Linked DNA regions of Homo sapiens: region 2 is linked to region 1. A link is a contact called in ENCODE Hi-C or POLR2A ChIA-PET data. All regions are on one chromosome and are shown on one strand. Each heading gives the region's core, a stretch centred on a gene start or an enhancer-like site at or near the end of the contact. The rest is flanking DNA. Distances are from core to core; before and after follow the strand shown.

Evidence for each region. Hi-C counts contacts between places; a loop is a spot of excess contacts on that map. ChIA-PET counts read pairs that join two places held with the same protein, here RNA polymerase II (POLR2A). Pooled maps may share reads with other maps.
Region 2: a loop to region 1 is called in a map of B cell, with 2.8 times the contacts of the local background. The contact joins the promoter of BLTP1 here to the enhancer-like site in region 1. A Hi-C loop is called at or near these places in 1 of 168 maps with a recorded cell type or tissue (B cell), 3 of 37 single-sample maps with no recorded cell type and 4 of 50 pooled maps. POLR2A ChIA-PET finds 5 or more read pairs at or near these places in 2 of 52 experiments (Caco-2 and IMR-90).

What each region holds. Positions count from the first base shown.
Region 1 is chr4:121,976,311-121,980,495 of GRCh38, reverse strand. It overlaps LOC102724158 (a long non-coding RNA gene), which reads right to left. Exons shown (of 3, transcript XR_427598.4): 2 at 1,399-1,471. Among named protein-coding and RNA genes, the nearest start is that of TRPC3, 26 kb to the right of the region's middle. RefSeq lists an enhancer at 2,285-2,334. Within about 2 kb of position 2,500, at least 3 of the 41 ENCODE cell types and tissues checked have a DNase peak (open chromatin) inside an H3K27ac peak, as active enhancers do.
Region 2 is chr4:122,151,067-122,155,129 of GRCh38, reverse strand. It overlaps BLTP1 (bridge-like lipid transfer protein family member 1), which reads right to left and starts at 2,799. Exons shown (of 88, transcript NM_001384125.1): 1 at 2,546-2,799; 2 at 1,018-1,105. RefSeq lists silencers at 2,545-2,624, 2,695-2,884 and an enhancer at 2,707-3,508.

The DNA.
Region 1 (4,185 bases), core at 1,251-3,750:
TTTTATTATTAATTTTTAGGTCATACTTAGGATAGTGATACTTTGCTGTTTTTCTGGCAATTAAGTTAGTTTTAAGAATGCCTTGATGTATTTTAAAGACAATTGGCCTGAATAAGAATTTTAGCTAGTTTATGCCTTTTTTCCTTACTCGTATCTTGAAATGTAGATTCATAATTACTTAGGCTTCTTATTCATTCTTTTCTTTTGCTTTTGCCAAGATGCTTACTGTGGGCTATGACACTTTAAATCACAATGAAGACACTGAATTTCCAGAGGCATAATATCACTTTCATCTTTTGGTTCAAAATCCATATGCTTCCAACATATTCTTGCGGTAGTTGAGCATTTCCTTTCCTTGTTATGCAATAAAAATAGAATCCTTGTATTTCCATTTTCTTTTGGAAAATTTCCAGCATTCCCTGTACTATCAAATCATGGTATTGGAAGGATGATTTGGGGGCACAATATCTCATTGCTACTAAATGCTTTTCATTTTTATTATATATTACTACTTGCTCTGTATTAAATGCCCCCTTTCCTTTAGTGGGGCTGTGCAGGATTTGCTATGCAGTAAAATATAATGCAAATATTCCAGATTATCCTTCGAGGATTAACTAGTCATTCTAATTACTATGTGCCACAAAAACTGGACCTCTAGGTTGGATTACACAAAGCAATGTAAATCTGGGAAAATAAATGATCACTGTGGTTCACGTCTGTGATCCCAGCACTTTGGGAGGATGGGATGGGAGGATTGCTTGAGCCCAGGAGTTTGAGACCAGCCTGAGCAACATGGCAAAACCCTGTTTCCACCAAAAGTACAAAAAAATAGCCAAGCATGGTGGCACCTGCCTGTAGTCCCAGCTACTCAGGAGACTGAGGTGGGAGAATTGCTTGAACCTGGGAGGTGGGGGTTACAGTGAACTGAGATTGCACCACTGCACTCCAGCCTGGGTGACAGAGAGAAACCCTGTCTCAAACAAACAAACAACAACAAAAGATCTGTTAAACAGCCAAGGTCAAAATTAAGAAGTCATTGCTAGCCTTTCCCTGAGAAAGAAGTTGTGGACCTTGAGGATCCCTCCATAGTCGTCAGTGATATTCTCAAAGCCAACAACATGGAAGGGGATGAGTAATTTAAAATCTGCTTAGAATCTCTGGAACTGAGATTTCCCTCTAATTTTATGCCCAACTCTTGAGTCAAATATTAAATGAGTGAACCAAACAGCCCTCAGGAGTAGACACCCTTCCCTCTACTTTTTTCTCTGAAGATCTGTTTATTTTCCAACTAACCAAGAATAAGACAGTTCTCCTACAACAACAGCTTTAATATTATATCACTGCTTGGGAGTTTTCCCATCTAAGGTCTTTTACTTAGAATCTGTTCCTGATACTTACCTCACAGGTATTTATGGAGTAAATATATGATCATGACACTAGGCCCTATGATAAAGCTTCTACGGTCTTCCCTCTGGAAGAGAAGATAATGAAGTTATTCATTTAAAAACACTACTTTAAGGGGTATTGTTACCTTTTTATCATCAAGAAAGCTTTTGGCATCCATTCCTTAAGGAACACATTCACAATTCCATCTCTTTACTAATAAAGGGAATTATGTTTTGGAGTCAAGTTCCAGGCACAGTTTTCTTGCTTAGAAAATGAATGCACTCCAGTCAAAAAAACAAATTCTGAAAAACTGTAAAAAATATTTCTTCAGTTCTTGGCTCTGACTCACTTCTGGTAGGTTCTGATAGTGAGTTGAGAGGGCCATGAAGGTGCAAGGGGCCCCCAAAATTCTTCTCTTTCTATTACCATCACTGGGATGCACAATGCACTTCATCAAAAGCAGTACTACTGTTAACCCCATGAGAGAAAGGAGTCTGTTCCAGGCAAATTCTTTTTACATGTAACACTTATCACTTTTTTGTGTGTGTGTTTCATTTTGCTACAATGTACTCCCAAAATAGTCTGCAAGTTGGGAATCATTTCACCAGAAAGATGGTTAAGTGGAAAATGTAACATGATGTGAAAAAATTATCAACCTCTGGGACTAGATTTTGTGACAATGATGCAGTTTCTGTTAATCATGCCATATTCACATCCGATCAGTTATCAACTCTTGTCAAGTTCACCTCCAGAAATTCTCTATAGTCTATCACCACAACCCTAATTCAGGCCCCCACTTCCTTTCCTGTGTTCTATTGCTGTGGGCTCTAACTTGGTCTCCCCACTCGCTATCTTTCTCTATTCTAGTCCATCCTGATTTTAATCATCTTGAGGCCAATTTAAATCATATCATTGACATGGTAAAATCCTTTAATTGTTCACCTTTACCTATAGTGTAAGATTCGAACCTCTTCAGAGGCATTCACAACTCTTTTCCACCTAGACATGTCTCTTTCCAAATGTCCTCACCCCTCTCATTCTCACATACCCTGAATAGCCACTCTGCACTTCCTGCCCCTCTGCCTTTGCACTTTCAGTTCCCTTTAATGAAAACATCCTCCCCACTGCAAGTATAAATTCTATCTTTCTCTCACAATTCAAATCAGATGCCACCTTCATCCACAGTCTCTCTCATATCCTGTGTGCCAACAGAACTGGTCTATCCCACTTCCCCAGCTTGGGTGGCAGAAAGAACTATTTTCTCTGTAAATTCAGCTTGAATCACTCTGAGCTCTACATCACATAAATGCAGAACGGCCTTCTCACTGGAGAGTCCTCTCTCCATGGTAACTCCAGCGCCCTCAGGCATGCTTTCTCAGTCCTAGTGGACAATATAATTACTCTTATCTCCAGGAGGAGAGAGAGAGAGAGAGAGAGAGAGATTGAGAGAGGGAGAGAGAGAGAGAAGGAGAGAGAGAGAGAGAAGCTAGCTCCATCCACCGAGGGGCCCTTTCCTACCACTTTTATCACTCTCATTTTCACACTATAGTGTTGGGAAAACACTGGGGATCTGACATGCCTGTGCTTCGCCTCGTGTCCAGCACTTGAGAACCTTGTCTTCCTGCACGTCTACTACCAAAATCTGGCAACTTGCCATCCAGGGCACTCCTTGTGCTCTGAAGAAACACCCTTGGGCCATGTAGGGTTACCACTGCTGTTGCACTGGCCGTCCTTTCCTCCATGGGAGGGGGAAAGGAGAAGCTTCTCTACCTGCTGGCACAGGCAGCTGCCCTCATCCCCACCACTCACAATGTTGCCGTTCTTCACTTAAAAGGTTCCTCAAGTCTGTAGCATACCCATGGAGCCTTGACAACCCAAGGCATTGTGAGCAGTGTGCAAATAGCTCACTCCTGAGGGATTTCTTCTCAGCCTGTGTTGTAGGTGGAGCCCTCCATGCCATGTCACTCCATCCCTCACTGTCTGACTCGCATCCCCTTCCCAAGATCAAAGCTTCACATCACCATCAATTCCATTAAATGTGCCTTCCAAGTAATCATCTGAGTCCTTGGGACACATACCAGTTAAAGTGCCTTTAGTTGTATTTAAAAAAAAAACTCAAACTACATTAAGCAATAATGAAATTTGCTGGATGACATGATGTAACTAGAAACTTAGAGGTAGCACAGGCTCGAGGATGGCTTAATGCAGTAGCAAGCCCTATTTCTTTGTGATTCTTGGCTCTGTCTTCCTCTTTGTATCAACTTCATCCTCAAGGACAAAGGCGACCAGAGTAGCCTTAGTGTCTGAACCTACTGCCCACACATGACACATCCAGGAGAAGAGTGACAGGGTTGCTTCTGCATGCATTCCTGGAGTAGGAGGCAAAAAGATACCTCGAACCCCAGCAACATTTCCTCAGTGGCTGAAATGGAGACTCCCATTCCTGAGCCAATCCCTGACAAGGGGGAGAAAGCTTACCAACCAGACCCGTCCACTGGGAGTCACTTGGGCTTTCCATAGAGGGGTGTACACCTGAACAAAATTGGGTTGATAGAAATCACAAAAAAGAATGCTGAGCAGGCTATCACCACAACCACTAGAGAGGGATTTCATCTGTGCCTCAAAATAGCTGCCTTCTTTCTGAAGTGGTGATATAGAAAACCTCTCATATACATTGATTAAAATCTTAGATACAGCAATATTACCCATTTTTTTAAAAAGCTTTTAGAATCCTACAGTCATAATATTGAGCAAAAGAAGGCAGACACAAAAGAAGATATGTACTGTATGATTTCATTT
Region 2 (4,063 bases), core at 1,550-4,049, 170 kb before region 1:
GAAAATGCACTACTGTAGTGTTCTCCAGGGCCATGAAGACCATTGCTCTATTACCAGAAGCCTGGATGTCTGACACATGATACTCAATAGCTAGTTATGAAATGAATTACACTGCTTCTTAATCACCTTTGATCATGTCTTCCATTATTCTCTGTAGAATTCATAAAAAATATACTTGAGTTCAGCCATACACAATATTCTATGAAAAACAAACCAAAAGTCAACTACTTTTCTTCATTTTCTCAATTTTTGTTTTTTGAGATGGAGTCTCGCTCTGTCGCCCAGGCTGGAGTGCAGTGGTGCGATCTCAGCTCACTGCAAGCTCTGCCTCCTGGGTTCATGCCATTCTCCTGCCTCAGCCTCCCGAGTAGCTGGGACTACAGGCACCCGCCACCACGTCCGCTAAATTTTTGTATTTTTAGTAGACACGGGGTTTCACCATGTTAGCCAGGATGGTCTCGATCTCCTGACCTTGTGATCCGCCCGCCTCGGCCTCCCAAAGTGCTGGGATTACAGGCGTGAGCCACCGCGCCCGGCCATTTTCTCAATTTCTTCTTAAAACACTTTACAAACATAGGTAGATTAAAGAGCAAGCAAAAGAGAGAACAGAATTTTGACACCTGTTAAGCAAAGGATTTCCCTGCTTTCTCCTGCCAATGCACAGGCTAAGCACATGACTTAATTTGTCAATCAGGTATCAATAGCTCAAAAGTCAAGTAAAATGACTAACAGGTTACATTACATATCACCACCACCCCACCCCCATTCCCTAGCAATATAGGCAGATTAAACCACAACTGAAGCAGAAAGTCAGAAGACCCAGCTACTTGGGAGGCTGAGGCAGGAGAATGGCGTGAACCCGGGAGGTGGAGCTTGCAGTGAGCCAAGATCGCACCACTGCACTCCAGCCTGGGCAACAGAGCGAGACTCCGTCTCAAAAAAAAAAAAAAAAAAAAAAAAAAAAAAAGTCTTTAACCGAAAATTTGACCTTTTTAAAACTTAGCCAAAAATACTTACCCAAGTTTTTTTCCAGAGTTTGCAACGTTCTGTTTTTCCTTCTACTTTTCTTCAGATAGCCTTTCTGCAGTGTTTCATCTTAACAAACCTGAAAAGTATGGCATTTTAACTAATTATACAAGGTATTCTGGCTTTACGAGCAGCATAACCATTTCTGATTATATGATTTCGTTACTTAATCATGCACAAACAGGACGAAACTCTTTTAGTCCAATATTACGTTTCCTTGTTTAAAGTTTCCAAACAACAAATACTCCTAAGTATAAAATAAAACTACAACTTCCAAACTGAAGCCTTCCAAAGACTCCAAAACCACTGTACTTAAGAGCATGAGTTTGGTAATCAAAGGTCCTAGAGATCAAATCCTATGTTTAAAACATAACTCAAAATGCACATTGAGAAAGTTTCTCTCAAACTGTTGGGTCCTTGCCGGCAAGAACAGTGCCATAATGTCCTTCCTGGCATACTTTTTATCAAATGAAAATCTTGCAAAATCACAGGGTGCTTGGGAGTTGGTATGGCATACTGACTAAGGGACTGCAAACGAGTCAGATTACCTGGTTTCAGTCACAGCTCTGACTTTGAACATGTTACTTTGTAGGTCTATTCTGTTCTTTCATCTAGAAAATGGGAATAGTAGACTTTACATTATAGGATTGTTTTGATGATTAAATGTGATAATATATGCACATAATTATATGTACCACTCAATAGTTACAAAGTATTCTGGTTATTCATCTATTTTTATACTTTGTATATTTAACTTGGAATAAAACAACTTCATTGCTATGCACAGGGTGAAAGCAGAAACCACTAAACCGGTTGAAACTTACAGGCGCTTAGACAGTTATAAAGCCCATGATTTCCTTAAAAAGGAAATTCACATGAACTTTTACCTTTAACAAACGTCAACACTAAGGCCAACAGGAAGGTAAAAAAAAAAAAAAAAAAAACGACAACAACTAATACTCTCCGGAAGAAAAATCAACTTCTCTTCACCTTCCTTTGACCAATAGGAAATTCTGCTGAAACGTAGTCTTCTAGAGTGCAGTGCAGCAAGCACCAATTCAGAATACAAAACACATCAATCCCAGAGAAGAAAGCGGGGGTTGTTCCAAGGCTTCCCCGCCCTCGGTCAACCGACCCTATATTAAGCAGCATGGGGTCTACTACAACCCAGTGCAGCTGGCAAGGCTGCAGTCCGAGCCTGCGGGTGCACGGTCCTTCCTGCCGAGTCCACACACCAGCAAGTGGAGCGCCTTACCATCACCCGCAGGAACTGCTCCTGTATCAAAGTCCCCAGCCATCCGACTGCCATGGCCCTTCCAGACTTTGCCACTGACCTCCAACCCTCGGTTTATAGGTGCCAGGGCTGTAGGTAAGGATGGCAAAGGAATATGAAGGAGTCGCCGCCGCAGGCAGCCACTACTAAGCCAAAGCTCTCAGACTCCGACCAGGTTGAGTTCCAGAGACACTGGAAAAAGGGGCTGACGACCTCAACCCCGTCTGGCCCGGCCCATCCCCTCACCTGGGCGAGTGCCGAGGCAGCCCGAAATCCCTCTGGCCTCTCTCCGGGGAACGCCGAGGGCCTTGGGCGGCGGCAGGGGCGGCGACGGCAGCAGCACCGAGCCGGATGCAGCCTGCGAAGCTCTGCCGGTGCCCACACCCTTTAGCCCCGCCGCCCGGGGCCGCCGCCCAGGTCCAGACCCTGGCCGCAGCCACCGACACCCAAGGGGGCGGAGGAGGAGGGGAGGGGTCCCAACCGAGGCCGGGCGGCACTGCGCCTGCGTCAGGCAGCAACGTCACACGCCAGCGTCGCCGGCGCCTCGAGGTGCGCCACTCAAGCCCTGCCCAGGAATCCGGCGGCGTCCCGCCCTGTTTCCTCCTCTCTGGGCTGCAGAAGGAGCCAGAACCCTGAATTTGAAAATCACTTTGCTACCCTAACAACCCAAAGGAAAAGTTAGTGCCTTCCTGATAGCAGGAGACAGATAAGCCCACTTAGGAGACGGAGGCTAACGAAAAAGGAGCATCGGATGGGTGTATGACGTGAAATGAGTCCTTAAGAAATAGAGATGCTGTTATGACATGATCAATAAGAGAGCTCGATTGTGTGAAGTGCTGCCACGCTGAATCTCTCAACTAAGTCTATTATTATGCTGATGATATTAATGAAAAGTAATTTGCTGCTCCTCTTTTTAAAGAGAAAGGCTCTTAATATTATTTAGCGGGTGAACCAAGGCAAACGACTTCTTGGAATTAGAGGAATGTCGCAGATATTTATTTGTCTGCGCTATATACTAGCAATAGTAAACAGTGTTTAGCAGGGCTTATTGACTAATCCTTCCAAAATCCTGTGAGGCTATTCTCATCCCCGTTTATCTCCATTTCACAAATTGAAAAACTAAGACACTGAGAGGTTAAATAACTTGCTAGAGAACCAGGGTTTGGACCCAAGAAATGTGGCTCCAAAGTATTACTGTATACTGCCTCTGAAGTTCCAAATGTCTAAATCTCTAGTTCTGACTTCTTTCCGGAGCTGAGGTACTTACTACAACCTTAATATTTCCACATGGCTGTTCCACTCTCACCTCAAAAGGAACAGATATGAAACCAAATTTAAGATAATGCCAGAAAACACACGAGGTACAACAATTAACTGTTATTGCATATAAGGAAATAGAGGCCCAGACAGAAGTGGTTTATGGAAGGACTGGATGAAAACCAAAAGGAGAAAAGCATGCACTGTCTTAGTTACTTCCTTCTGCTACCTGGACACTGGTACTGGCCTTATGTCAATTAACTCTTTAGAGTTTATTTCTGCCCCTCTACAAAGAAATTAATTTCAGTTGTCTTTTTCAACATCTGGAAGATTTCTAGTCAATCTTTGTTTTGTAATAAGGGAACCACCACAAGGATTCAAATTTGCTACAGCCAAACTTCGGATTTTGCCCAAGAAGGACATTGTGCAAGTACAAGTTCTCTGGACTAGAAATTACCTAGAGATGGTTCAAGTTCCCCAAATCAAAAACTAAACTGAAACTAAGTT